Linked DNA regions of Homo sapiens: region 1 is linked to region 2. Evidence: chromatin loops called from intact Hi-C (ENCODE). Cell type or tissue: PC-3. All regions are shown on one strand. Each heading gives the region's core, and the rest is flanking DNA. Links, peaks and the distances in the headings are about the cores only.

Region 1 (15,631 bases), core at 2,420-10,419, 70 kb before region 2:
ACAGCTTGGGCAACAGAGTGAGACTCTGTCTCAAAAAAAAAAAAAAAAAAAATTAGCCAGGCATGGTGGCGTGTACCTATAGTCCCAGCTACCCGGGAGAGGCTGGGGCCAGAGGGGGAGGATCACTTGAGTCTGGGAAGTAGAGATTACAGTGAGCCATCACTGCACTCCAGCATGGGTGACAGAGTGAGACCCTGTCTCATAAAAAGAAAAACCTGAAATCTAAATGTCATCAGAGGGGAATGCTAGCAGATTTTAGAAAGGTTCAAAATCAAAGCCCCAGATGCTTTGCATGGTAGAAGTGATGGTGGGAACTGATAATGCAGGAATTGATCGAAAAATTGTATGGGTTAGGCGTGGTGGCTCACGCCTGTAATCCCAGCACTTTGGGAGGCCAAGGTGGGCGGATTCCCTGAACTCATGAGTTCTCAGCCAGCCTGGGCAACATTGTGAAACCCCATCTCTACCAAAAACAAAAAATTAGCCAGGCATGGCGGCATGCATCTCTAATCCCAGCTACTCGGGAGGCTGAGGCAAGAGAATTGCTTGAACCCGGGAGGCAGAGGTTGCAGTGAGCCAAGATTGTACCGCTGCACTCCAGCCTGGACGACAGAGCGAGACTCCATCAGGAAAAAAAAAAAAAAAAAAAAAAAGAATTGTATGAAGAGAAGTAGACTCCCAGTGCTTTCTTCATACTTCTCACAGTTGGCAAGCTAACCTCTTCACCACTTACAGTACATTCTCTCAAGAATATGAACAGTAGAGGTTCTGGCTTTAAGGACATTTGGCCCATCAGAATTTCTGATAGGACAAGTGCATTAAATGAAAATCCTTTTTCTAAGTGGTTCTTTCAGCCCCATTTATTTCATGTCAACCAGTTACGTCCCCCCTGAAATGATTAGAGGATTGTTACCTCAGGGAAAGTGAAGGTCCCTGAGAAAAGAACAATAATAAATACTGGTAATAAGTGCCCTACAGTAATACTCACCAAGCCACTCTCACTCACAAAGTGTTTTTCAATAGCTTTTTAGTGCCTCATGCTTAATTATGAATGCTTAGTCAGGGATCCTCAGTCTTCTAAGCACTGATCATATTTTAGGAATTATATATAAATACAATATACTAGGCCAGGCATGATGGCTCATGCCTGTAATCCCAGCATTTTGAGAGTCCAAGGCAGGCAGATTGCTTGAGCCCAGGAGTTCGAGACTAGCCCAAGTAACATAGTGAAACCATACCTGTACTAAAAAATACAAAAATTAGCCAGGTGTGGTGGTGCCCACCTGTAGTCCCAGCTACTTGGGAGGCTGAGGCGGGAGGATCATTTCAGCCTTGGAGGCCAAGGCTGCAGTGAGCTGTCATTGTGCCACTGCACCCCAGCTTGGGCAAAAGAGTGAGACCCTGTCTTAAAAAATAAATAAATATATATATAAATAAATATATATATGTGTAACTGAACTATTTAAACTATTGTGATTTACAACTAAGTTTTTGCCTATCTGATGGCAAGAATTGTGCACTTAAAGTTATTCAGTAGAGGCTGAATACCTGATACTATTAGCTGTTGAGTAGATAATGAATAAAAGACACTTTAGTTATGAATTAAAAGGAATTTCTTGATTTTATTGGTAAACACTTCTTTCAAACTAGTGATTTTTTTTTTTTTTTTTAGAGATGCAGTCTCACTCTGTTGCGCGTGCTGGAGTGCAGTGTCATGATTTTGGCTCACTGTAGCCTCCGCCTCCCAGGTTCGAGTGATCCTCCTGCCTCAGCACCCCTAGTAGCTGGGATTACAGACATGTGCCACTATGCCCGGCCAATTTTTGTATTTTTAGTAGCAATGGGGTTTTGCCATGTTGGCCAGGCTGGTCTCGGAACTCCTGACCTCAGGTGATCCACCCGCCTCGGCCTCCCAAAGTGCTGGGATTACAGGTGTGAACCACTGTGCTTGGCCCAAACTAGTGATTTTTAAAAAGCCAGTATTTCTGAAGTTGCATGAAAAAAGGAAGTGAACCATTATTCTAAATATCCTCTTAAATTGTTTTCCAAAATTAAGTACATTTAAAAGTAGATTTAAATTTTTTCTGCTCTATAATTTTGGACTTTGCTTTCCATATTTCTTAAGTGTATGAAATTGAGGAGTAGGATATTCTTTTTCTTTTTTTTTTTTTTTTTTTTTTTTTTTTAGTTGAGACAGTATTGTTCTGTTGCCCAGGCTGGAGTCCAGCGGCACAGTCTCAGCTCACTGCAGCCTCTGGAGTAGGTTATTCTTACTGAGTCCTTAACTTAAGACATGCTGTAAATAAAATTGAGAGGAAGCTGATTTTTAATTTTAATTGCTTTCAATTGAACTATTTGTCAAACCCCAGAGACACTTCTGCTTTTTATCTGACTTTTCTTTCTTTTTAGTATTTGATGTATACCAAGTTCTAGGTATACAAGTATCAAGTTGTTCATTTGTTTATGTACTTACTTATTTATTGAGACGGAGTCTTGCTCTTTTTGTCCAGACTGGAGTGCAATGGCGCAATCTCAGCTCACTGCAACCTCCGCCTCCTGGGTTCAAATGATTCTTCTGCCTCAGCCTCCCAAGTAGCTGGGATTACGGGCATGCGCCACCATGTCTGGCTAATTTTTGTATTTTTAGTAGAGACAGGGTTTCGCCATGTTGGCCAGGCTGGTCTCGAACTCCTGACCTCAGGTGATGTGCCCAGCTTGTCCTCCCAAAGTGCCGGGATTACAGATGTGAGATACTGCACCTGGCCTAGTTATTTATTTCTTAAAACATTAAAATAACTCACTTAAGTTTAAAATTAGAAAATTTAGTTATTCAAAAATAAATTTAAAAATTGTAGTTTTAAGCTACCAGCCAAAGTTAATATTTGAAACTGTTCATTTGTAATGACGAAGATAATGGAAAACAATTGAAAGTATTTAATGGAAACTATACTTTTTAGGCCGGGCTCGGTGGCTCACGCATGTAATCCCAGCTACCTGGGAGGCTGAGGCAGGAGAATCGCTTGATCCCAGGAGGCAGAGGTTGCTGTGAGCCAAGATCTCACCACTGTGCTCTAGCCTAGGTGACAGAGTGAGACTCTGTCTCAAAAATAAAAAAAGAAACTATACTTTTAAAATCAGGTTTAAATATATTTGAAACATGTAACTTTTGTGGTATGTAATATTTATCTTTATTAACAGTAATTTTTTTATAATATAAGCATGCCATCATTATCCAAAAACTGTCTACCTGCCTATCTGGTAAGAATTCTAATTAGTGATTTCTAATCATTTTGGTATGAACAAAAATGTTTGTGTTGGATTTTCATTAAATTAAACATACCTATTGTCAAATATCCTTTTAGGAAATTACTGCATGACTGCAAGTTTAGTCTTACCAAGATTGCAAGCCAAGTTTTAAAATTAAGGTGCTGGAAATAAGACTTACAAGGTTGGATTAAAACATATCCACAGAGTAGATTAGGTATATAATACCTGCTTAATACATGTTTAAACAAAGTACATTTTAAGATTTCATTTCTTTTATTCGGAGACAGGGTCTCACTGTCACTCAGGCTGAAATGCAGTGGCATGATTATAGCTCCTTATTACCTCAAACTCCTTGGCTCAAGTGATGCTTCTACCTCAGCCTCCCAAGTAGCTGTGACTTAGCGGGCTACTGGGGAGGCTGAGGTGAGAGGATCATTCTTCTAAGAATGCACCACCACCATGCCTGGCAAATCTTTTTCTTTAATTTTTTTAAGAGATGGGGGATCTTGCTATGTTTCCCAAACTGGTCTTCAACTGTTGGCCTCTATTGATTCTCCTGCCTCAGCCTCTCAAGTAGCTGGGATTACAGACACAAGCCATTCTGCTCCCTATTTTAAGATTTCTCTGTGGTATTCCTTATTGTTTTCTGTCTGCTATCTTTAGAAAAGATAAGGTCTTCCATACCTTTTTTTTAAGGAACAAAAGGTATTTTTAAATGCTACACTGACTGATAGGAAAATATGCAGATCCAATCTTTTTAATTCTCTTGAATCTAAAAGTACCGGGTTACCATATGGAAACAATACCAAGCCATCCTTAAAAAAGAGTTTAAATTCTAAATTGTAAGAGCAGTTATAACAACTTTCAGTACTTTCTTCAATAACTATATTTTGATTAGCATTTCTGTGACATTAGTAACTCTGATAAAATGATTTCATGAAACAGGAGGAAACGACCAACTCAATAGCTAGAAAAGAAACATTTCAACTAGATTAAAACAAAGTTAAAACTTGTACTGAGACCACAAAATTCCTATCATGGGTAATGAAAAGTATTCATTAAAATTCAATTTTTTATGTAATAAGAAGTTAGAAATTGGATAGTCATATTCAGGTAAATTGGTCACATTATGTGGAATGCAGAAAGAAACAAGGGAAATAAAACCAGTTCTACAAAAATGTTTTGTCATTATAAAAATATTAGATCACATTTTCAAAAATTAACTTTTGAAGAAACTGCTGTGTTTTAAGAAAATGAAAGTTAGTAGGATAAATTCTCTGTAAAACGTCCAGAACAAATGTATGAACATAATATGTGGTTATTACCATGATAAATGTGCACAACAGCTTAGAAAAATGTTAAATAGTTGTGAATGTAGAAATGGTGGTAGCCATGAATATGGCCCAGGCCAGTTATACCAATGGCTAGGTAATAGTGAGAAATTATAATAGCAATCTCTAAGATGATACTAAAACAAAATGTTACTTTCTAAGAATTAACATTACTAGGATTATGAAACAACTCCAATTTAAATGGGAATTTAGGTTCTCAAATATTCTAGTATAACAGGTGTTCCTTTCATTAGTATGGCTGCTCAAAGAATATGAAATGGATTTCTATCTGGTAGTAATATTCTTAAATTCACACAATTACCATGCTTCGGTGGAAATTGAAGGAGGTCATTATTTTGAAGGTCCAACATGGTTAGATTTTCTGTCATCTTCATTTTCGGAGGGTCCACAAGATACAATCTGATCGTTACTAATCAAAACTGTTTTAAATGTGAATGTATGTTGTAGAACTTAAGGTAGTATTTTGAACTAGATAGTTTTAACTGGCCGCCTTTCCAGACTGCCTTTAACAGCCCCTGGGTTATGGAGGTATTGCATTCTCTTCTATTAACGTTGAAACTTACCTGGGGACCCCACCCCACTCTTCTACTGCCATATGTTCAAACTTTTATACAGCTTTTTTTCTGTTTTAAAATCTTGTTTTTGTTGTGATTTTATTAGGATCTAAATCCTAATAAAAACCATATTACTGAGTTTTCATAATTTTTTCTTTTTTCCGTTTTTCCCCTATTCTAACCCTAATATATGATATATCTTAATTATATCGTATTAAAGAGACAGGATCTTGCTATATTGCCCAGGCTGGACTAGAACTCCTGGCCTCTGCCTTGTGAGTAGCTGGGACGACAGGTACACACCACCGTATCTATCTTCAGATTTTTTTTTTTTACCCCATTTCTTAAATTGTTATGTCATATTTCATTGTTTTATCCAAACATGACAATTAGTTGCCATTTACTAGAATTTAACAGAATGTTTAGATTTCTCAGGATTTCTATGATGTTGTAGAACTTTTCTGGTTTTGCCTATTTCTTAAGCCATAGTGAGTTTTATTTGGTTATAATCTGTGAAAAAATTTTCGTATCCTAAAATAGATGATAGTTTGGAATCATTTCTTGATTCCTTGACCTTTCCATTATAAGTATTTCCTATATCTATTCATCTCTTTTGTTATACTTGGAATTACTTGGGATTTTCACTTTTTCATTATTGTAATTCAAAACAGCCAAGAACAGCAAGCCATTTAAATATGAAGGGTGTTGATTCCATTTTTCTCCTGTCCAGAAATACAGTTGCCACGTCTACATGTGTTCTAATTTGAGAGGTTTTTTTTTTTTTTATTTAGTTCTTGGGGGCTGGCAGGGGAAGTCTGTTTTGGGTACTAAAAGTGCTTGCTTTTTTATGTAAGGAGTTTGTCTCTGTGTGTGTGTGTGTGTGTGTGTGTGTGTGTGTGTGTGTGTCTGTCTGTCTGTGTCTTTTGACATTTTAAACACAGCATCCTATCTGTGTTGGGAGATAATTTCATTCATTCAATAAATATATTTGAATACTTACTGTTGGCTAAGCATTATGTAGATACTGTGAATCTCTGCCGTCTGACACAAATAGGTAACTGCAATTGTGAAGAGTTTTATGAAAAATAAATACAAATATCTTTTGATACTCTTTTAAAGCACATTTATGCCGGGCTTGGTGGCTCATACCTGTAATCCCAGCACGTTGGGAGGCAGAGGCGGGTAGATCACCTGAGGTCGGGAGTTCGAGACTAGCCTGGCCAGCATGGTGAAACCCCGTCTCTACTAAAAATACAAAAATTAACCAGGTGTGGTGGCGCACACCTGTAATCCCAGCTACTGAGGAAGCTGAGTCAGGAGAATCGCTTGAACCTGGGAGGCGTAGGTTGCTGTGAGCCAGTATTGTGCCATTGCACTCCAGCCTGGGCAACAGAGCGAGACTCTGTCTCAAATAAACAAACACATCTGAATTTACCATTTGAAAAAATATATTTGTGTGACCATGAGGTCAAGAGATTGAGACTATTCCTGGCCAACATGGTGAAATCCCATCTCTACTAAAAATAGAAAAAATAGATGGGCGTGGTGGCACGCATCTATAGTCCCAGCTACTGGGGAGGCTGAGGCAGGAGAATCACTGGAACCCAGGAGGCAGAGGTTGCGGTGAGCTGAGGTCGCGCCACTGCACTCCAGCCTGGCGACAGAGTGAGAGTCCATTAAAAAAAAAAAGATATAATGTCAGTAATATATTATTACTAGTTCATTTTTGAAGGCATACCAAGTTCCAGATATTTTTCTCAGTGTTTTACATTATTCTTTTGAGGTAGACACTATTATTCTTGTTTATAGATGAATAAACAGGCATAGGGTAGTTAATTAACTTGCTAAAGTCAGAATCAACTGTATATTGAAGTTTGAATAGTTGTGAATAGTATAAAGTTAAAAGTGAAAATGTTCTCTCTTTCTCTTCCTGTATTTCCCAGGGGTATCCTTAGCTAACAGATTGTTACATGTTCTCAGACTTGCCTTCCCTTCCTACTCCCTGCCTCACTTTGCTTCCTTCTTTCTGGGTAAACATAAATATTTACCAAAAGTGTTGTTTTAAACTAAATAGAGAACTTATATACATATACAGCCTTGTGAATGAAATGCAATTTTGATATCTTATGATTGTAAAGTTGAAAGGCAGATGGATGAACAATGAAAAATAACAGTCCAAACCATTGTAATATCTCCTAAATCTGGTAAGCCCGAAGGTGCTTGTGCTAACCTTGAGGGTCCGGTCCACTAGGGATTTCAAGGAATCAAAGAATGCTTTCTCAGGTCTTTTTTGTTCTTCAGTGAGGGTCTGGAGTAAACTAGCTCAAAGTAATTCATTTTCAGAGTGAAGGAAGGAGGTCCTTTCTTTGATGATGAAGAAATCATTACAGATTTAGAAATATTTGTATTTCATGTGTCTGTATCTCCCACTTTTTAGTGAGTAATGCCAGAAAATATCTAGTATTCAGACATAACGTTGTGTTTGTAGGTAAAGTTTGTCTTCTACTTTGTAGTAGATGAAGTAGTTATTGGTCAGTAATATGTAGGTAGTTGTGTTACATATGAGTCTGGATTAAATCTTTTACAATCCCTTTTGTTACTGTAATGTAGCACTGCCATATGCTGCTATGTAGATTGTGTAACCCTAACACTATCTTTTAATTTTTCATGTAATATAATTGGTCTTTATGCTTAATTTTTCCTCACATTGGACTACAAGAAGTCCTCATTTAAATATAATTTATTTGAAGAACATATGAGTAATTTTGGAACACAAGATGAATTTATTTTAGAGAAATAGTGATGCAGTAGCCTGCTATTTCAGCTCGATTGTGGTTTCTTTGGGCTTTAAATCAGCTAGCCTTGAAACCTCATTATTGTGTAGTCCAAATAAAGTTGGACCTGCTTGCTTTCTCACTGGGCGCCCATCTCATTATTGTATATGATCTAAGATAAATGCACATGAGCACACATTACCTTTTTTTTTTTAATAAGTAACTAGGGAAAACATCATAGAATAAAACTTCTACAAAATCATCTTTGCATATCTTTCTTTCCAACCAAGAGCAACTCTCACACAGCTGTCACTGGAAAAGTTCTCTTTTCCAACTCCTCAGCTTTTTACTGTTGTTCCCTCTTTCACATACTGCTCAATTTTTTCTCTTCCAAGAGTAGCTTTCTGGTCTGTCTCATGTAAATAAATTTAGGCTCTGTTTCAAGAGTTTTATAAATGAAGGCAATAGGGATCCTTGTGATGATGGAACAATTCTCTGTTATGGTTGTGGTCATGATGTTAAATGAATCTGCACATTACAAAATTGCATAGAACTGCACAGCCATGCGCACACATATGCACACAAATGAGTATATGTAAAACTGGTGAAATGGAAATAAGCTTTGTGGTTTGTACTTAATGTCAGTTTCTTGGTTTTGAAATTATACTGTAACTATGCAAGATGTGACCTTTGCATAACATCTTGAAACCAGGTGATGGGTCCTCAGGGGCCTCCCTGATTTTGTTTTTTAATGCAATTTCTTATGAATCTGTGATTATTTCAAAATGTTTAAAAAAAAGTAGATAAGTTGGAACATGGCAGCACAAGTGAGAGAGATTAGAGAATCACTTGCTTTTTTTTTTCTAAGACAAAAATCTCTATCTTACTCAGCATTGTGCTGAAAGCCATCTTTATTTATTTGTTTATTCTTTTCCTGACACAGGATGTCACTGTGTCACCCAGGCTGGAGTGCAGTAGTGCAGTCTTGGCTCACTGCAACTTCCACTCCCTAGGCTTCAGTGATCCTCCCACCTCAGCCTCCCAAGTAGCTGGGACCACAGGTGCACACCACCATGCCTGACTTTTTTTTTTTTTTTTTTTGTTAAAGTAGATATGGGATCTCACCATGTTGCCCATGCTGTTCTTGAATTCCTGAGCTCAAGCAATCCACCTGCCCCAACCTCCCAAAGTTCTGGGATTACAGGCATGAGCCACCACACGCAGCTGCTGTCTATTTTTAATTCAGATATATTAAAATTTTTAAAATAAATATAAACAGAAAAAAGCAGTAGAAAATTTAGGTAGAAAATACTCTGAATAATAAAAAAGTAAATATAAAAGATGATTAAAATAGAAAAGGTATTTTTAAAACTAGAGAAAAAGTAAAATATACAAGTTTATGTAAAAATAAGTTTAGCATGCTCATCTCAGTTGTAATAAATAAAAAAGGATAAGATTGTTAAATCCAGAGAGCTACACAAATAAAAAATATGAAAAATTGGTTAAAATGAAGAAATGATTAATAAGATAAATTCAGCTACTTAGACACAGTAAATAATACAGTACATTCATAAACTTAAAAATTAAATAGGCAATATGTTCAAACAATAAAAATGAATAATTTTAGGTTAAGAAAAATATACAATTTCATTAGATTAAAAACTAGTGACTACCCTTCTCTTAGTGATAAGAGAGTTGTTAATTGTGGGGACAATTGATTCATGATCACCTTTTTAATTTGTTGAAGTTGTGGATTACTATTTATATTGTACTTAACCTTTGCAGTTAAATGCTGGATTACTATACAAATACCAACTCAGGGCCAGGCGCAGTGGCTCATGCCTGTAATCCCAGCACTTTGGGAGGCCAAGGCGGGCAGATCATGAAGTCAACAGATCAAGACCATCCTGGCCAACATGGTGAAACCCCGTCTTTACTAAAAATGCAAAAATTAGCTGGGTGTGGTGGTGTGTGCCTGTAGTTCCAGCTACCCAGGAGGCTGAGGCAGAAGAATTGCTTGAACCTGGGAGGCGGAGGTTGCAGTGAGCTGAGATGGCACCACTGCACTCCAGCCTGGCTACCAAGCGAGACTCCATCTCAAAAACAAACAGACAAAAAAAGCCTCAGTAATAAATTTAAACAAGGATTCCCTTGGCCAAGCATGGTGGCTCACACCTGTAATCCCAGCGCTTGGGAGGCTGAGGCGGGCAGATCACTTGAGGCCAGGAGTTCGAGACCAGCCTGGCCAATATGGTTAAACCCCATCTCTACTAAAAATAACTGGGCGTGGTGGTGCGCGCCTGTAATCTCAGCTACTCCGGAGGCTGAGGCAGGAGAATCACTTGAACTTGGGAGGAAGAGGTTGCAGTGAGCCGAGATCACGCCACTGCACTCCAGCCTGGGTGATAGAGTGAGACTGTCTCAACCAAAAAACAAAAAAGATTCCCAAAGTACCTGTGGTTCCCAAAGGAAGCAGTCAATTATTGTGAATATATTTCCAAATAAAAATCTACCGTTTCACCTGCTTTGCATAAAATCTGTTAGCATCTTCACATTAGTAGTAGATAGACCAAATATATTCATTTATAAGACTTGCATGGTCTTCCCTTTGTAGCCTTATGAACCACCATCATTACCGTGACCCCTTCCCAAATCTTATTCACAATTTATTGCTGTAAGTTTCTTTGAGTTCTTACAAAAAAATACTGTATTTTCTTCTGCCTAGTTCTATTGCATATACTGTTCTCTCTGCCTAGAAAGTTTTCCTAGTTAACTTGACTCATAGTTCAGATATTACTTTATGTCTTCATGAAAGGGCTGTCTACACCCATGGTCTTGATTGAGGAAAGTACTTAATAAATTTTCCTAACTTCATTTATCACACATGAAATGTAATATATTTTATGTTGTTTGATGACCATCAGTCTCTCCTCGTAGACTGTATGTCCCATGAATACAGTCGTCAGGATTGGTTTTGTTCAGTGTTGTGAACAATACCATTCCTCCATTAGTGGAACTCCGAATAGCATTCTAGGACCACCAGCCTACTTTTACCAAATTCCACACATACTCAAGTCCTGAAGTTGGCCCCGTAGAACACACTCATAAAAAGTCAGCCCTCTGTATACACAGGTTTCACATCCCATGAACACTGTATTTTTGATCCATGTTCTATTAAAAACTACGCATACCTATGCATTTCAAACCTCTCTTGTTCAGCGGTCAACTGTATATTATTTTTACTGTTTTATTGCTTTGCCTCTGTGCTGTATTTCCTCTGACTTGACTTCCAGTTTAAATTTTTTTTTTTTTTTTTTTTTTGAGACAGAGTCTCACTCCATCACCCAAGCTGGAGTGCAGTGGCTCTATCTTGGCCCACTGCAAACTCCACCTCCTGGGTTCAAGTGGTTCTCATGCCTCAGCCTCCTGAGTAGCTGGAATTATAGATGCATGTCATCACGCCCAGCTAATTTTTGTATTTTTAGTAGAGATGGGGTTTCACCATTTTGGCCATGCTGGTTTTTAACTCCTGGCCTCAAGTGATCCACCTGCCTCGGCCTCCCAAAGGGGTGAGATTACAGGCGTGAGCTACCATGGCTGGCCAGACTTCCAGTTTACTTATCCTTTTTATTGGTATCTAATAAACTTTTATCAATTCATTGCTTTTTGAAAATATGTCTATTAGTCTTTTATTTTTAGAAGCTCTGTGTAGTTCTTTTTCAATTTTACTTGCTCATTTAATTTGTTTCTAAACGTATTTCTAAACTTACCTTTATTTCGTTAAACACAAAGTACCTCAAGTTAGTCTGTGTTAATCTGTATCTGCTAATTCCTATGTCTAAAATTTTTTTGTTTTCTGTCTTCATTGGTTCTCAGTCATGTGACCTTGTTTCCTTGTGTATATTTTTTTATTCTCGCCCCTCCTTACTAGGATGAGATGGTTAGGGGAGATTTTTGAGAATGATTTAGGTCTAGAATGGAGGTAGGTTTCTCTAGAGAGGATTTGCTGTTGTGTCTGCTGTATATCTGGGGAGATGGCACTGATGGCCTTGGACTACATTAAATTGAAAGCTTGAAGTTTTTTGTATCACTAAAATGATGTGAATGAATTCATACTGGGACTGGTTTGTGGTTACGGCATTCAAGGATTTTTTTTTAAGCCGTATTTGCTCGGTGCTAACCTAGCTTTCCTTGCAGACCTGTGAAGGTAAAAAGAATTAGGGTAGGTTTACTTCTGGTACTCTGTTATCCCAATGAGTAGTTAGCCCTTTGTAGGTCTCTTGTTAGTCTTCTTTGCATGAACAGAGGGTGATTTTATGTTCTATTTTTGTTTCCCCACAAGGCTCTATAAACTTGATTTTGTTTGTCCCCATTCAGCAAATGCTCTCAGGGTAAAAGAAGAAAAGTCTATATACCATTCCAGCTTTTTTCATACGACCCAGTTTTGAAGTAAATGAAATTAATGTTGTCTAGGAATTATAATAGACCTCAAACTTGTTTTATACAAATTTAATACATATATTGGAATTATTCACGTTAGATTATGATTGGTTATAGTATTAATGGTTATAGGCTGGGTGCAGTGGCTCACACCTCTAATCCCAGCACTTTGGGAGGCCGAGGTGGCTGGATCACCTGAGGTCAGGAGTTCAAGACCAGCCTGGCCAACATTGTGAATAATACCAAATATAAATACCACTATAAATACCAAAATTAGCTGGGCGTGGTGGCAGGCGCTTGTAATCCCAGCTCCTCAGGAGGCTGAGGCAGGAGAATTGCTGGAACCTGGGAGGCAGAGGTTGCAGTGGGCCGAGATCTCACCACTGCATTCCAGCCTGGGTGATAGAGCGAGACTCCATCTCAAAAAAAAAAAAAAAAGAAAAATTTCTGTTTGTTAAGGCACAGTTCAGAGAAGAACAGAATCTATATCAAATGTTAATGTAATATATATAGATGTATATTAAATATGATTGCTTACATATCTAGTCATAAATACAGCACCAGAGTTGGGAGAAATATTTAATGTATATAAAAATTTTGGGCCGGGTGCGGTGGCTCACGCCTGTAATCCCAGCACTTTGGGAGGCCAAGGTGGGCGGATCTTGAGGTCAGGAGATCGAGACCATCCTGGCTAACATGGTGAAACCCCGTCTCTACTAAACAAATACAAAAAAATTAGCTGGGCACGGTGGCGGGCGCCTGTAGTCCTAGCTACTCAGGAGGCTGAGGCAGGAGAATGGCATGAAACCGGGAGGCAGAGCTTGCAGTGAGCTGAGATTGCACCACTGCACTCCAGCCTGGGTGACAGAGTGAGACTCCGTCTCAAAAAAAAAAAAAAAAAAGTTGGTTCTGCAGCTCACTAGCTGTTTAATTATGGGTGACTGCTTAACTCCCTCTGTAATTCTATTTTCATATCTCTACAAAGGAGAAAACAATAATACCAACTTCATAGTAATGTTGTGAGTTTTAAATGTGTTTACCTATATAAAATCCTTCAACGAATTCATAGTATTTCTTGGCACTATTACTATGCAAAAGTTATTTGACTTTGAAAAATGAAAAAAGTTATTTCGAACAGTAGTTGGTATTTAATCAGCAATAAAATTGGCAGTATGATTATCATGACAATAGATCAATCAGGTAAGGATTTTAAAAATCTGAAAAAACATAAACCCTTTAGTATGTATCTAATGATATTGGGTGAGAATAGCTTTTCCTACATCTGCCACTCACAAACAATAAACCCACACACAAGTCACTTATCTCATGAGTCAGGTCACCTTTTCTGCAAAATGGAGGTAATAAGGATGTTACAGAAAAGTATTTGGTTGTGAGATTCCATTGATAGAGAAGTGAGAAAATCATTTTATGTGAATAATATATTAAAATCTTATTCTTTTTGTCTTCTTTTATAGGTATAAATTTTTATGACATCGTAGGATGCTTGTCATATAGAAGTAATAAGTGCTTTACTTTTTAGTTACAAGCTTTCAGGATGGGGCAGAATGTCAAGAGTTTTTAAAAACCCTAAAGTTTTAAAAAATTTATGTAGATACTCTTTACCAGTTATCAATCTGTAATGTCAGGTATCTGTCAATTATTCTTTTAGTGAATTTACAGTATTACAAAATTCATCACTATTTTCCTCAATTCTGTATTTTATCTATACCTAACTGTGTAGCGCTTCTGGAAAATACTAGGTGTTTTTACATGTCCATTCTTTTATTCATACTTTTCCCCCACCTATGAAGCCTTTTCACCTATTTCTGCTAATTAAATCTCTAAAAATCCAGGGTAACTCATATAGTTCCCGCATTTCAAGGATTCCATTGGTTGCAATCAGAGACTCCTCTTTGTAAGTCTAATGCTTTTTATAAAAAGTTTCAACATTTACATGAGGCCTTGAGATACAGTTATTGCTAATACATGCCTGGCTATCCTACTATTCTATAAGCACTTTGAGGACAGGGATTGATTATGTCTTATTTATATTTTTTACTTTCTTCTCCCCAAGTGCTAGAGCACAATATCTTGAACATCATTGACACAGAGTGTATGAGAACGCAAAACTGGTATCGATAACTTCTGTTAACAGACTTTTGCTCCATACCAGGCATTGTGTAAAAACACTGTCTTAGTCCACTTGGCATTGTTGTAAAAGGAATACCTGAGACTGGGTAATTTATAAAGAAAAGAAGTTTTTTTGGCTCATGGTTGTGCAGACTGTAGAAGAAGCATGATGCCAACATCTGCTTCTGGTGAGGGCTTTGGGGAGCTTCCTTTTATAGTGGAAGGCAAAGGAGGGCAGGCATCACATAGGGAGAGGGAAGGCTTTTTTTTTTTTTTTTTTTTTTTTTTGAGACAGAGTCTCACTCTGTCACCCAGGCTGAAGTGCAATGGCGTGATCTCAGCTCACTGCAACCTCTGACTTCTGGATTCAAGTGATTCTCCTGCCTCTGCCTCCCAAGTAGCTAGGATTACAGGCACCTGCCACCACGCCTGGCTAATTTTTGTATTTTTAGTAGAGACGGGGTTTCACCATGTTGGCCAGGCTGATCCCAAACTCCTGACCTGAGGTGATCCACCCGCCTTGGCCTCCCAAAGTGCTGGGATTACAGGCATGAGCCACCGCCCAGACTCTCTTTAGTGATCAGTTTTCCTGGGAACTAATAGAGTGAGAACTCACCCATTATCTTGAAAAGGACACCAAGCCATTCAAAGGATACGTCCCCATGACCCAAACACCTCCAATTAGACCCCACCTCTAACAATGGGGATCAAATTTCAATATGAGATTTGGAGAGGACAGACATCCAAACAGTATCAGTCACCTTTGTATGAATTTATCACAACATCCTGAATCTTCACAACATCCTTATTATCTCCATTTTGCAGATAAGGTGACTTGACTCATGAGATAGGCGACCTGCATATGGATTTACTGTTTGTGAATGGCAGACCTAGGATTAAGCTATCCTGACCCAATGTCATTATATTTAACCAAGTAAACTATTTGTAGAAATGAATCATATCTCTGGATTATGTAAAGCTTTCTTGTTAGTCATGGTGTAAACTGAGAGCCAGTTTTAGTTCAGATAGCCAGTATATCTTCATAGTCTCATGGATTGGAGAGATGACTTTATCAATTCTCAGAGTTGACTCAGTGATACCTGCTTAAGATATC
Region 2 (15,631 bases), core at 4,512-12,511:
ATATGCCTTTTGTGGAAAATACATGTGTTAGACAAGTTTCATTTAGGCATGAGTTAATAGTGCTGCTGTTCGTGATCTCAATATTAATGAATCAACAAGATAGCCAGGCATGGTGTCTCATGCCTGTAATCCCAGCACTTTGGGAGGCTGAGACGGGTGGATCACCTGAGGTCAGGAGTTTGAGACCAGCCTGGCCAACATGGTGAAGACCTGTCTCTACTAAAAATACAAAAAATTAGCTGGGCGTGGTGGTGCATGCCTGTAATCCCAGCTTGGGAGGCTGAGGCAGGAGAATCATTTGAACCTGGGAGGCGGAGGTTGCAGTGAGCCAAGATTGTGCCATTGCACTCCAGCCTGGGCAACAAGAGTGAAACTCCATCTAAGAAAAAAAAAAAAATATATATATACACACACACACACACACACACACACACACACACACACACACACATATACGTGTATATATATATATGTATACACATGTACATGTATATACATACACGTATTCATGTATATATATATACATATATATAGTGTGGTTAAGCAGAAACACACATGAAACATGTTTGTGGATAAATACAGTTAACAAAAATGTGACAAGGGGCTCATTGGAGCCTACCTTGTATTTTCCTTAAGAACAGTAGCTCAGTATTTACTAATTCATTGTTTAAAGGGGCTTTACAGAGCGTAACTACCATGCATAACAAGAATCAATTGTACCTACCAGATTTTTCTTGACTAAACTGTTGAAAAAATTTTGTCTCTAACAATTTGGAAATAAATTGTACCTTTTTCTGTTTGAAATGAAACTTGCTCATAAAACAATTCAAAATCTAGTTAATGCTTCTTGAGAGAGACCCCTTTCTTGATCAGCAGGTTCTCTGGTGAGCCTATATAGAATCATAGCAAGAAAGCAGCCAATGAAGACAGAACTCATAGGCTTGAAACACTAATTGTAATTTCTTAACATTTTCAGTTAATACTTATGGTTGCCCTCAGAATTCTAAATGCAGGCTAGGCATGGTGGCTCACACCTGTGACTTTGGGTGGCCGAGCACTTTAGGAGGCTGAGGCAGGAGTATCACTTCAGGCCAGGAGTTCAGAACCAACCTGAGTGAGACCCTGTCTCTACCAAAAAAAAAAAAAAAATTAGTTGGGCACAGTGGCACATGTCTGTGTTCTGAGATACTCAGGGAGGCTAAGGCAGGAGGATCACTTGATCTGAGGAGTTCACACCTGCAGTGAGACTGAGCCATGATCAAGCCACTGTACTCCAGCCCCAACGACACGGAGAGATCCTCACTCAAAACAAAAAATCTAAATGCTATTCCTTTTTTTTTTAACTACTTCAGAAAGAATCTTTATCTTCTAATTGCTGTTTTTTAAATTTGATGACCTAAGATGGTTGTGGCTCTTCTTACATAATTTCCTCATAAAAAACTGTAGACTGGCTGCAACAATTTAGTTCTACATTTTCAATAATGCCTTTTAAAATTAACTTCCTAGGAGCTGGTGGAAAGTGTTTTCCTTAATGACCCTCAATTTTAGAACTTCTTTAAAAATATTTAATGATAGCCTTTGTTTTTAGATACTATGGAAAATACAAAAACAAAATTGAAGAAATCTTTGTCTTCCTAGAACTCCAAAGTTTTGTGGAGACAGATACATGCATAAATAACAAGTTAAAACTATTTTTACTGTGTGGTAGTAGAAGTCCAAACAGATAGCAGTGGGTATATAAAGCAGGAAAGGATTAATTTTGAGTGATGAGATACAGAAATTAATTCATAGACAAGGCTATGTTTGAACTAGGCCTTGGAAAGATTGACCAGGGTGCAGTGGCTCAGGCCTGTAATCCCAGCACTTTGGGAGGCCAAGGCGGGCGGATCACGAGGTCAAGAGATGGAGACCATCCTGGCCAGCATGGTGAAACCCCGTGTCTACCAAAAATACAAAAATTAGCTGGGTGTGGCGGCACACACCTGTAGTCCCAGCTACTCAGGAGGCCGAGGCAGGAGAATTTGCTTGAACCCTGGAGGCGGAGGTTACAGTGAGCCGAGATGATACCACTGCACTTCAGCTTGGCAACAGAGTGAGACTCTGTCTCAAAAAATTAAAAAAAAAAAAAAGATTGAACTGAACAGATAAAGGGAAACATCTTGAGCTAAATTAGACGAGAATAAATGTAAAAGAACAGAGGACGTTTAAGGATGTGAGATACGCATAATTACGAAAATGACCATAGTGAACTATGAATCTGGAAAGCAGAAAGGGTTGAATTGCTGAAGAGTTCATCTGCAAGGTGAAGATGATTAGGATATCTTGCAAAATGTAGTAATAAAGTGCTTTGAATAGGGAATGATTTAGTTAAATTTGTCTTTTAGGATCAGTTGGAAGAGTTAGATTAAATGCAAGAAGGGCAATTAAATTAAAAAGAACTGAATTAGTACATGGGAAAGGTCAGAAAAAGGACCTAGATGTGACAGTTTACTGCATATAGATAATACTTAGAGCCATAAGTTGATCAGTTGGAGTTCAAAGTGATTGGCTTAATCTTGAGCCACATCCACATTTAAGGGTTGTGAAGAAGTGGAGCCATCTGGGAAGATTGAAAAAAAAAATTAGAGAAATAGGGAAAGCATCAGAATATGGTATTTTCAAAGTCAAAGGAGAAATAAGCCTCTTATAGGTTATCATTAATACGAATGCCTCTGTGTTGAGGAGGGTGGAGGACTGAATTTATCAATAATTGGGCCATTACTTTGAGAGAGGAGTTTCAAAGGAATGCAGAATTAGACAGCTAGATCACATGTGATTATAAAAGTAGGATGACCTGAAGATTTTATCTTCAGGCCCTATTTTATGACAATGAGTGTGTTGATTGTGTATTTTTGATAAAGAAGGAAAAACAAATATTACATATTTATATTTTATTTGATGGACCTGAGAGAATGGTAGCAGTGAATGTAAGTGGTAAGTAAAAGAAGTAGGAGAGGTCTGATCATCAGAATATGGCTAGGAAGGTAGTGATATATTCTTGGAATAAAAGCTCTGTGAGAGCAGAAAGATTTGTTTGGTTCTACACACTACTTATCTCTAGGTATTTGTTGGTTTATTTGCTGGCAAGAAGGATGAATATAAAATGGAGTGACCATGGTTTATTTCAGTTAAGGTTTGGTGGCATTGAGACCACCAAACCAAGAAAAGGTCGAGGAAGTCATTTATTCTTTGAGACTGATGCTAGAATAACAACAGTAGAAGTGATTATTTCTGATAATGGGGATTAGAATGTGTAATCTTCCTGGGGAAAATACTTGGCTAGGTTGGTTGTAGGCAATGGTTTGTTTGTTTTGTTTGTTTGTTTATTTTGAGAGGAAGTCTCACTCTCGCCTAGGCTGGAGTGCAGTGGCATGATCTCGGCTCACTGCAACCTCTGCCTCCTGAGTTCAAGTGATTTTCCTGCCTCAGCTTCTCAAGTAGCTGGGATTACAGGCAAGCACCACCACGCCCAGCTAAGTTTTGTATTTTTTGTAGAGAGGGGTTTCACCATGTTGGCCAGGCTGGTCTCTAACTCCTGACCTCAGGCGATCCGCCCACTTCAGCCTCCCAAAGTGCTGGGATTACAGGCGTGAGCCACCACACCCAGCCGGAAGTGGTTTTAAGGAAGACATTAAGAATGGTAGGTGACTTTATATCATCCTGTTAATAAAGAGGGACTATGGACGAAGTGGATTTGGCTTTAGAATGTTTGTAAACATTAGTATGATGTGATGATTGTCCTGTTTTATTTTTATTTTTTTGAGACAGAGTCTTGCTCTGTCATCCAGGGTGGAGTGCAGTGGCGTGATCTCGGCTCGTTGCAACCTCTGCTTCCCGGGTTCAAGCAATTCTCCCACCCCAGCCTCCTGAATAGCTAGGACTATAGGCATGCAACACCATGTGTAGCTAATTTTTGTATTTTTACTAGAGACGGGGTTTCGCCATGTTGGCCACGCTGGTCTTGAACTCCTGGCCTCAAGCAGTTGCCCACCTTGGCCCCCCAAAGTGTTGGGATTTCAGGCATGAGCCACTGCACCCAGCCATTTTAGTAAAATTCTTTAAAACAAGCCTGTGGGAGTGAAATTAAAATGCAGAATAGAAATATAAATTTAGGGCCCAGCATAGTGGCTCACATCTGTAATCCCAGCACTATGGGAAGCTGAGGTGGGAGAATCACTTGAGACCAGGAGTTCAAGACCAGCCTAGGCAAAAAAAAAAAAAAAAAAATCTGTCTCTACAGAAACTAAAAAAAATTAGTCAGATATGGTGGCGTGTGCCTATAGTTCCCAGCTATTCAGGAGGCTAAGGTGGGAGGATTGCTTGAGTCCAAGAGGCTGATAATGTAGTGAGCTGTGATCGTGCCATGACACTCCAGCCTAGGCAACAGAGTGGGACCCTGTCTCAAATACACACACACATACAACACACACAGACATGCACACACACATTTCTCATGTCTATACATAGTTTATTTTCCATTTCCAGTCAACCTCCCCCACCCAAAGAAATGAAGAGACAGATTAAAATAAAAGATTAGTTGTAAACCCAGCTTTATTATAGAGACTAGGATAGCAAAAGCATTGCAAAATTGTAATTCCAGCTGGGCACAGTGGCATATGCTTGTAGTCCCAGCTACTCTGGAGGCTGAGGCAAGAGTTTGAGGCCATAGTGCACTGTGATCATGCCTGTGAATAGTCACTGCACTCTAGCCTGGGCAACTTAGCAAAGCCGTTTCTTTCCGGTTTTTTTTTTTTTTTAGATGGAGTTTCACTCTTTTTGCCCAGGCTGTAGTGCAGTGGCATGATCTCGGCTCACTGCAACCTCTGCCTCGCGGGTTCAAGCGATTCTCCTGCGTCAGCCTCCCAAGTAGCTGGGATTACAGTCGCCTGCCACCACACCTGGCTAATTTTTTGTATTTTTAGTAGAGACGGGGTTTTACATGTTGGCCAGGATGGTCTTGATCTCGTGACCTTGTGATCCGCCCACCTTGGCCTCCCAAAGTGTTGGGATTACAAGCGTGAGCCACCTCGCCCAGCCCTTTTTTTTTTTTTTTTTTTTTTTCTGAGACAGACTTTCACTCTTTTTTCCCAGGCTGGAGTGCAATGGCGCTATCTCAGCTCACTGCAACCTCTGCCTCCCGGGTTCAAGCGATTCTCCTGCCTCAGCCTCCCAAGTAGCTGGGATTATAGGCATGTGCCACCATGCCTAGCTAATTTTTTTTGTATTGTTAGTAGAGAGAGAGTTTCACCGTGTTAGCCAGGCTGGTCTTGAACTCCTAACCTCGTGATCCGCCCACCTCGGCCTCTCAAAGTGCTGGGATTAGAAATGTGAGCCACTGCGCCCAGCCCAAGCCCTGTTTCTTAAAAAGAAACAAAGTAGTTGTAATTGCAATCAGATTTTTCTTACTAAATATCTATGAGTGTTTGGACATGTTTTGAAACAACTAATATACTTAATATTTTTTCTCAATATTTGCTATCTTAAAAAAATAAAGATTTCATACTGATTTTTTTTAGCTTGTCGTTACTTTCTTCATGAAGAAATTTAAATTTCTACAGCCAGTCCTCTTCATTATTGTGACATGAATTCCAATCCTGAATATCATGAACTTATAGTAATAGCAAAATTGCAAGCATTTTGCTACAGTGTGTATTTTAATCTCTTTCCATAAATAAGTACCTCAGAGTAATCATAGACATTAGACATAAAAAAGTCCTATTGGATTATTTTGTTTGTGTCTTGCCAGTGTAGCTTTTCCCTATATTATCGCTTCAGAAGCTTTTTACCATCTACTTTTATTTATTTATTTTTGAGACAGAGTCTTGCTCTGTCGCCCAGGCTGGAGTGCAGTGGTGCGATCTTGGCTCACTGCAACCTCCGCCTCCTGGGTTCAAGCGATTCTCGTGCCTCAGCCTCCTGAGTAGCTGGGTTTACAGGCATCCGCCACCACGCCTGACTAATTTTTAATAGGGACGGGGTTTCACCATGCTGGCCAGGCTGGATTCGAACTCCTGATCTCAGGTGATCCTCCCGCCTTACCCTCCCAAAGTGCTGGAATTATAGGTGTGAGCCACCGCGCCTGGCCACCATTTACTTTTAAATGTTTTTCAGTGTTTTCAGAAGTTTCGGAAATATACAGAGTTCCCTAGAAGTCTAATATATGCCTTTTAGACCTTTCTTTAAGATTCTTTTCTCAGTTATAAAAGTTTAGACCTTCCTTTAAGGTTTGTTTTTTTCAGTTATAAAAGTTTGGGTTATTTTGACCCAAACTTCTTTTGGTGCTTTCCAAAACAGTCATGTAATTTATATATTTTCAAAGAATTGTCCTGTTTATTATTGCTTATTTGATGTAGGCTGTATTGTAATATTTGATTTTGTTCACCTTTCATTAATCTTTCCTTTAAATTTTTTTAACTTCTGTGATTTTCATACTCTTTTATTATATATTTAAATTTTATAAGTAACATGGGTACAGTCATCTTGGAATTTTTGCCTGTAATCAGGTTTTTGAATAATGAATGACCTTTCTAAAATGCCATAATTTAGAAGTATTTGTGGCATCTGTGATCTAATATTTATGTAAAATCTTGTTATAGTATATACTACTGCACTGAAAACTGTGTTTTAAAAAAATTATGAGATTCAACCAGTAATCCAGAAACTTTAAGTAATATGGATTACAATACTGTTTATTTTAGCATTAAGGTATTTGTAAATTTTCTTGGCGCTTTATTTAACAGGATTTAACTTGTAAATACATAAATTTAAACTACATGCAAACAATCAAGTAGAGCTTGTCACTATTCATGAAAAGCAAGTCACTGCTCTTGAAACTTTAATTTATAAGCTAAATCACTGCTGCCACTGCTAGAAAAAACAAATACTCCCAAAGGTGTTTAAGTTATTTTTTGCTGTTTTAGTTGATATTTCCATCCACAAATTTACATTTTTTTATTTCATTCATTTCAGATCACAAGTAGTTTTTATCATGTGCCTAGCAAAATGAATCATTAGAAAGTAACTTACCAGTCCTCTAAGAGAAAAAATGTTTATGTTTCTCTTATTAAATTTGTATACACATAAACCAAATGAAAGTCTTGTTACATGACTATGAAAAGAATGAACTGAGTAGAAGTACAATGATTTAAATTTCACTAGTTCTGGATTTTTTATAGCTGAGGTGATCTTTACTAGTGTTGTGTAGAAAACTACCCTAATTTAATGGTATTATCCATGTGTACTAACTGGCAAAGTCTCCCAGAGGCCAGGCAACGAAAAGACCCATAACCCATATTAAAATACTGGGATTCTAGAATTATTAAATCAATTTATTGCAAGAACTAAGGATATTAAAAGAATGAGAAAGCAAACGTAAAGAAAGTCTTTGTAAAAGACATGTCGGATTAAGAAAAAAGACTTAAATAAAATATACAGATTATTATCATTATTATTATTATTATTATTATTATTATTATTATTATTGTATTATTATTATGAGACAGTGTCACTTTGTCGCCCAGGCTGGAATGCAGTGGTGCGATCTTGGCTCACTGCAACCTCTGCCTCCCGGGTTCAAGCAATTCTTATGCCTCAGCCTCCCAAGTAGCTGGGATTACAGGCATGTGCCACCATGTCCAGTTAATTTTTTATTTTTAGTAGAGATGGGGTTTTGCCATGTTGGCCAGGCTGGTCTCAAACACCTTGGCCTCCCAAAGTGCTGGGATTACGGGTGTGAGCCACTGTATTCAGCCCTTGAAATATACCAATTCTTAAAACTCAACAATAAGAGCATGAACAACCTGACGTAAAAATGGGCAAAAGACATGAACAGATTAGACCATAAGATACAGCAGTCATTCCTTGGTGTTTACCCAAATGAGTTGAAAACACATCTACCCCAAAACCTAAACATGGATTTTTTTATAGGAGCTTTATTCATAATTGCTAAAACTTGGAAGCATCAAAGATGTCCTTCAGTATGTGAATATGTAAATAAGCTGTGGTACATTCAGACATTGAAATATTACCCACTGCTAAAAAGAAATGTGCTATTAAGCTATGAAAAGACATGGAGAAAAATGCATTTTACTAAGTGAGAGAAGCCAATCTGAAAAGGCTACATAGTATATGATTCCAAGTACAGTTGACTCTTGAACAATACAGGTTTGAACTGCATAGATCTACTTATACAGGGATTTTTTTTCAGTACATACAGTTGGCCCTCTGTGTCTGTGGGTTCTGCCTCTGCAATGAAACATGGATAGAAAATTCAGTATTAGCCTGGGCAACAAAATGAGAACCTGTCTCTACAAAAAATTTAAAAATTTAGCTGGGCGCAGTGGCTCACACCTGTAATCGCAGCTCTTTGGGAGGCTGAGGCTGGTGGATCACGAGGTCAGGAGATTGAGGCCAGCCTGGTCAACATGGCAAAACTCCGTCTCTACTGAAAACACAAAAATTAGCCAGGTGTGGTACAGGTGTCTGTAATCCCAGCTACTTGAGAGGCCGAGGCAGGAGAATCACTTGAACCCAGAAGTGGAGGTTGCAAGGAGCCAAGACCGTACCATTGCACTCCAGCTTGCGCAACAGAGCGAGACTCTGTCTCAAAAAAAAAAGAAAAAGAAAATCTAATCTTTTAAGGGGAAAAGAACACATATTTATAAATATTTGCAAATAATTACAGGGTATTCTAAGACTCCTTAAATGCTTTCTAAGAAAACTCAGGATGAGATCCTCTGCTCTAGAATAAGATATATGAAATTTTTCGTGTATATTAAAGTATAATGAAGGTTTTAGACTAAACATTTCTATTTCTTTTAGCCATTCATAACATAACGATTCTAGATAGACCTTCACTATCCGTATCACTTGGCTTTATTTTCTTATGTTTCTAATGTCTTTGTTTTGTTTGTTTGTTTTCTAATGTTTCTAATGTCTTTCTGAATGGTATGTCTTTAATTTTCATTTCAAATGATATCAATGTATTGAGACTGGTACTTCACATACGTGGAACGACAGCTTTAACCTTCATACCACAGAACAGTGTTGTCTCCTACTGAGTTTCTGTTTAGCTTCATCTTTGCATCACCCAAAATCTCTGAGACAGTGCTTAATACACTTTAAATGTTCCAATGAATATTTGTTGAATGAATAAAACTTCCTAATCCTTTTTTGCATCAAAAGCTGCCAAGCTGGTTTTACCACATATTATACTAATATGTACCTGTGGGCGTGGGGTTTGTATGTATTGCAACATACTTAGCCTCTTAAGTAGATGGAACCACAGGTGTGCGCCACCATGCCCAGCTAATTTTTGTAATTTTTGTAGAGACAAGATCTCCCTATGTTGCCAGGGCTGATAAATTTTTTGTTGAATGATTAACTTTACTTCTGGTTTCTCGTGTCTTCTTTTGAGGCACTTTTTCTTTGTTCCTCTTAGTATGCATAGAAAGTTGAGATCAACAATGATTGAATCTTCATCTTTTTTAAGCATCAAGAAGAAACTACTTTTGAGGTTATTCTGTTTACTATTTTTACTTACGTTCTGTTTCTGTGTATTCTGGGGAGGCAGCATTACCACTTTCCCAGGGTGCTGATTTAGCTGCTTGATATTTTTAGGAAGCCAGAATACCTTTAAATAAATATCTTCTGCAAAATACCAAAGAGCTTATTCTCTTACTAGCCCTAGATTTTTCGTATTTGAAAACCTGGTGTGTATAATTGGGTAAAGTTTAAAGGGCCTCTATGTGGTTCAAAGAGCTACATACTGAGGATGGGCAGCTTTCCAATGTAAGCTCTTGGTAAATTATTTAAAGGTCCTGTGGTTCCTGAGAAAGTAGGATGTTGAGTGAGCAAAGTGACCAGGAAACTGATCTGTTAAGAAAAGGTCTAAGTTCTGGACTGAGGTGCTCTGCTCTGAGATATATTCACTCTAGGCCAGGTGTTCTTAACCGTGTTCACGGTCGCAATGGCTGAAGCAACGGTTCCTAAAGGTGATTGAACCTCAGAACTAACCCAGAGAGCTTTTTAAACCTAAGGATTCCTGGGACCCACCCTCAGTGTAAGTTACAGAGTAAGGCTTAGATATGTGTATTCTTAGAATGTTCTCCAGGTGATCTTGAAAATTCTGAAATTGTGGAGCAAAATAGTGTGTGTCTCATGTTTCTTTTGGAGCTACAGCTTTCGTCAGATTCTTAAAAGGGTCTTTGATTCGAAAATCAAAATGTTAAGAACAGTTGCTAGAAGCCACTAATTCTCAAACTTGATAGTGTATCAGAATGACCTAAGAATTTGTTAAAGCACAGATTGCTGGACCCCACTTCTAGAATTTCTGATTTCAGTAAATCTGGTTTGGAGCACAGGAATATGCATTGTTAATTACAACAGGTCCTTGAATGATGTCATTTTGTTATTTCATTGATGATAAAAAGTATAGATTCCTAGCTGGGGCTGCTCTCAAGCAAATGGGCTTGCTGTCCAGTGTGCACAGAAAACCAATAACTATGGCATTGGCTTTTTAGAAAAGAAAGGTTTTTTTGTTTTGTTTGTTCGTTTGTTTGTTTCTGAGACAGGGTCCCACAGTGTTGCCCAGTCTCGAGTGCAGTGGTGTGATCATAGCTCACTGCAGCCTCAAACTCCTGGGCTCAGGTGATTCTCCCAACTCAGCCTCCTGAGTAGCTGGGACTAGAGGCACACACCACCACACCCAGCTAATTTTTATATTTTTTGTAGAAATGGGATCTCCCCAGGTTGCCCAGGCTGGTCTTGAACTTCTGGGCTCAAGTGATTGCTTCCCAAAGTGCTGGGATTGGAGGCTTCAGCCACTCTGCCCGGGCAGTAAAGAAAGGCTTATGGCAAAACTGGCTAGGAAGGAGACAAGAGTCAGACTCAAATCTTTCTGATTTGGGATCTGCGGCAAGTTTATGGACTCAGAGGGCAAGGGAAGGGATTTAGAAATGTTGGCTTAGCAGGGTCTGATTGGAGGGCTTCAAATTTTGCCATTTACGGTAAGTTATGTTGAGGCCAATTTTAGCCCTGTATCTTTTCCGGCCAATGGACCCCTCACTTCCAAAAGAGGTTCTGACATTCAGGTTCTGCTCCTGTCCCAGTCTGGGTTCTGAGGAGAGGAATTATTGGTTCCAGGTGTTGTTAAGTCATTAATGCTTTTTCTGTCGTGCGTGCTACATGACTTGCAGTTTGGGGCTCCATTATACCTATGAGATAACTCGACATTTTGTTATCAATGGTGTAGGCCCAGTTTGGTCACAAACTGGTTGTGACAGTGGTGCTTGTAGGGTCACTGTCCGTGAGGAGTTTGCACTTTATTTCCATGTCTGCGTGGGTTTGCTCAGGATATCCTGGTTTCCTCCCAAATCCCAAAGATGTGCAAGCTAATTTAATTTGCTTGTGTAAATTGTGTGTGTATGTGTGGCGTGTATGTGTGAGAGACAGCGAGTAGAGAGAATGTGTGTGTGTGTGTGTGTGTGTGTGTGTGTGTGTGTGTGTGTGTGTGTGAATCTTCCCTGCCAGGGAATGGCATCTTGTGCACGATTGGTTCTGGCCTTGAATGGTGAGCTTCTAGGATAAGCTCTGGCCACTCACAACTCTGAACTGTAATAATTGGGTAAATAATTAGCTTGTTTTTATTAATCTTTCTTAAATGTATGTATAGCTTACATTTATTTCAATGTTAAATATTGAATGTGCTTTGAGTCCTTATTTCGAAGTTTAATGATGTTTTTGTCACCAGAAACATGCCATAGGAACTTAACTCTTGTTTATATCAGACTGTGGTTTTGGTTTCATTATAAGTTATTCCCAAGAACCTATGGATGAAGTTAATGAAGGGTTGGTGTTTCTGCAGATGCTGCTGGTTGAGGGTTATCCTTTGAGAACCACTGGTTCTAGGCCTTGGTTAACACCACTCTCAGCCTTCAGCATCAGGCTTTCAGGATTCTTCAGAATGAATGACAGTAATAAACATAATGAAGCATAACAAAGCTCAATCTAATTCACCACTGTAAAAGAAGGATAAAGGAAACTCCAGGTCAGGTGTGGGTGGCTCACTCCTGTAATCCCAGCACTTTGGTAAGATGAGGTGGATGGTTCACTTGAGGTCAGGAGTTCTAGACCAGCCTGCTCAACATGGTGAAACCCCATATCTACTAAAAATACAAAAAATTAGCCAGGCGTGTTGGTGCGCGCCTGTATCCCTGTTACTCAGGAGGCTGAGGCAAGAGAATAGCTTGAACCTAGGAGGCAGAGGTTGCAGTGAGCCAAGATTGCGCCACTGCACTCCAACCTGAGTGACAGAGCGAGACTCCGTCCCCCCTCCCAAAAAACAAAAAAAAAAAGAAGAAAAGAAAACAGAAAATTCTCTTTTTCCTAGCAAAGTACACAGACATTTTAAGTTGACTCTTGACAAACCTAGTTCATGAACAATTGCTTCTCTATGTAGCATTTTGCTTTTCTTATTGTCAGAGTAGAAAAATGCATATTTCCATGACTACTTTAAATGGTTTTTTTTTGTTTTTTACACTGAATTATGTAACTTTTTAAGTATACCCACATTTTTCCAAGGCCAAGTAGAATACAGCACAAAGTTAAAACAAAATATTGTTTAACCTAAATGTGACAGGAAGCAGGAAGAATGATTCTGAGAATTCCTGAAATGAAGAAGAATGGTTCTATTAAAAAGCTCAGAAAGGCCAGGTGCAGTGGCTCACGCCTGTAATCCCAGCCCTTCGGGAGGCCGAGGTGGGTGCATCACTTGAGGTCAGGAGTCAAGACCAGCCTGACCAACATGGTGAAACCCCATCTCTACTGAAAATAAAAAAAATTAGCTGGGTGTGGTGGCGGGCGCCTGTAATCCCAGCTACTTGGGAGGCTGAGGCAGGAGAATCGTTCAAACTTGGGAAGCGGAGGTCACAGTGAGCCAAGATCATGCCATTGCACTCCAGCCTGGGTAACAGGGCAAGACTTGGTCTCAAAAAAAAAAAAAAAAAGGCTCAGAAAGCAGGTGGTCAGGTTGCTAATACAGGGAAGCTTTCAGATCCCCAAAGAAAAGGCAATTGTTACCAAAGCTATAAAACACTGCTACAAAGAAGTTTATTTGCTCAGACTGCTTATAGGCTATCTGAAACTTTGTAGGAAACTGCAACTCTGGAAGAAATCTTTATTATTTATGAAGAGTCTATGAAATTTTCCTGTCTCCACAGGGATGAACTTGTAAGGCTTTTGGACATCATTAGTGGGCCTTAACTTTTTTCTTTCCCAGTTAGATCTGGGACTCTTGTCTTATTCCTTTAGAGGGACAGGACTTCAGTGAAACTGACCTGAATTAAGAAAACCTAGAGGGCTGGGCGCTGTGGCTCACATCTGTAATCCCAGCAACTTTGGGAGGCCCAGGCAGGCAGATCACAAGGTCAGGAGACCGAGGCCATCTTGGCTAACACGGTAAAACCCTGTCTCTACTAAAAATACAAAGAATTAGTCAGGCGTGGTGGCACGCGCCTGTAGTCCCAGCTACTTGGGAGGCTGAGGCAGGAGAATCACTTGAACCCGGGAGGCGGCGGTTGCAGTGAGCCGAGATCGCGCCACTGCACTCCAGCCTGGGCGATAGAGCAAGACTCTGTCTCAAAAAAAGAAAACCTAGAGTTTTAGTGGGGAAGGTCTTTTAAAGAAGAAATGTTATCGAAATTTTATTGACCTGAGAGGAGATTAGTATATTTGTTTTCCCTGTACATTTTAAAAATATAACTTTGTTACCCCTTAACATGCTAGAAAGGGAAGAACTTTTAAATGAATCGTAATTTGTAATTGAAAGAAAACACTTCAGTGCCAATCTTTAATTGTGTGAAAAAGGTCTCTCTTTCAGTATAGTCTTTCTGTGTTGCATATCAGTACTTTGATATTTCACTGCTGTCAAAATATCGGCATAAGTTACCAATACTTAAAGAAATATGGTAGAAACTTGGATTACTTTGTTATTACTTTACCATGTTTTGAATCTAAATACTACTTAACATAGGTGATCATTGTCACCTAAATGTTAATCTTCTAAATATGCAAAAATAGATACTGCATCGTATCATATACTTAATGGAAATTGTGTATCTCATTTGTCCATTGAAAAATTTGGCTTCCAGATTGTTGCTGACATCATCAGTTTTAACAAACAAGGAGGTAATGGGGAAATAATTGTAGAGCCTTGTTGACTTATACTGCACAAGAAACAGATGTTTGCCAGATGGAAATGAACAAAACCAGTGCAAAAAAGGTGTCTTATTCAAGTTTCTAAGAGGACAAACAATGAAACGATTAGGAAAAACTGGAAGAGGCATATTACTAGCTTTTGACCAAAAAAGGTCAGGAAATCAGTCATATGCAAACGTATATGTCCTACTCCTTGAGGATGGTGTGCTTGACAGGACTCAAGATTGAGGACATTTTATTTTAGGTTAACCTCAGTTTCTCCTGTGATTTTTATGAGTATTAACATTTTAACACAAGCATTGCTTTTATGGTTGAGTTGATTTAATGGTATAATATTTCTTATTCCCACAGAATTATATTTAATTTTTATCCTCAAGAGGTAAAGGATTGGCTGGGCATGGTGGCTCATGCCTGTAATCCCAGCACTTTGGAAGGCCGAGGTGGTAGATCACGAGGTCAGGAGATCGAGACCATCCTGGCTAACATGGTGAAACTCCATGTCTACTAAAAATACAAAAAGTTAGCCAAGTGTGGTGGCATGCACCTATTGTCCATGCTACTCTGGAGGCTGAGGCAGGATAACCGCTTGAACCCGGGAGGCAGAGGTCGCAGTGAGCCGAGATCATACCACTACACTCCAGCCTGGGCCACAGAGTGAGACTCCGTCTCAAAAAAAAAAAAAAAAAAAAAAAAAAAAAAGGCCAGGCGCAGTGGCTCACGCCTGTAATCATAGCACTTTGGGAGGCCGAGACGGGCAGATCACAAGGTCAGGAGTTCAAAACCAGTCTGGCCGACATGGTGAAACCCCATCTCTACTAAAAAAACAAAAAACAAACAAAAAAAAAAAACAGAAAAATTAGCCGGGCATGGTGGCGTGTGCCTGTAATCTCAGCTACTAGGGAGGCTGAGGCGGGAGAATTGCTTGAACCTGGGAAGCAGAGGTTGCAGTGAGCCGAGATCGTGCCACTGCACTTCAGCGTGGGCGACAGAGCGAGCGAGACTCCATCTCAAAAAAAAAAAAAAAAAGGCCGGGTGTGGTGGCTCACGCCTGTAATCCCAGCACTTTGGAAGGCGGAGGCGGTGAATCACGAGGTCAGGAGATCAAGACCATGCTGGCTAACACGGTGAAATCCCATCGCACCACTGCACTCCATCCTGGGCGACACAGCAAGACTCCGTCTCAAAAAAAAAAAAAGAAAAAGAGGTAAAGGATCCCATGGATCCCATGCCACACAAGCATCTTGTGTCGTTTTATTTCTGTCAAGCGGGACAGCCTACTTGGTTTACTTTATGAAGTTTAAAATGGGAGATGTTACTTTTTACCTTTAATTCTGCCAGTTCATGTGAATAATACATGAAACATTCAGGAGTACTTATT

What was found. Peaks named below come from ENCODE experiments on the same cell type or tissue, not always from the same donor. Only the 100,000 strongest peaks of a DNase experiment are listed, where the experiment ranks them.
Region 1: it touches region 2 in a loop (2.0-fold over the local background); 3 of 110 quality-filtered maps call a loop at or near these places.

What each region holds. Positions count from the first base shown.
Region 1 is chr10:63,348,275-63,363,905 of GRCh38, reverse strand. The region is part of intron 2 of JMJD1C (jumonji domain containing 1C); the gene reads left to right. Among named protein-coding and RNA genes, the nearest start is that of MIR1296, 17 kb to the left of the region's middle. RefSeq lists a silencer at 2,637-2,837 and enhancers at 8,290-8,409, 8,720-8,899. In PC-3, for the core only: no CTCF peak of the experiment used is centred there; no DNase peak of the experiment used is centred there.
Region 2 is chr10:63,280,780-63,296,410 of GRCh38, reverse strand. The region is part of intron 2 of JMJD1C (jumonji domain containing 1C); the gene reads left to right. Among named protein-coding and RNA genes, the nearest start is that of MIR1296, 84 kb to the left of the region's middle. In PC-3, for the core only: no CTCF peak of the experiment used is centred there; a DNase peak (open chromatin) is centred at 9,230.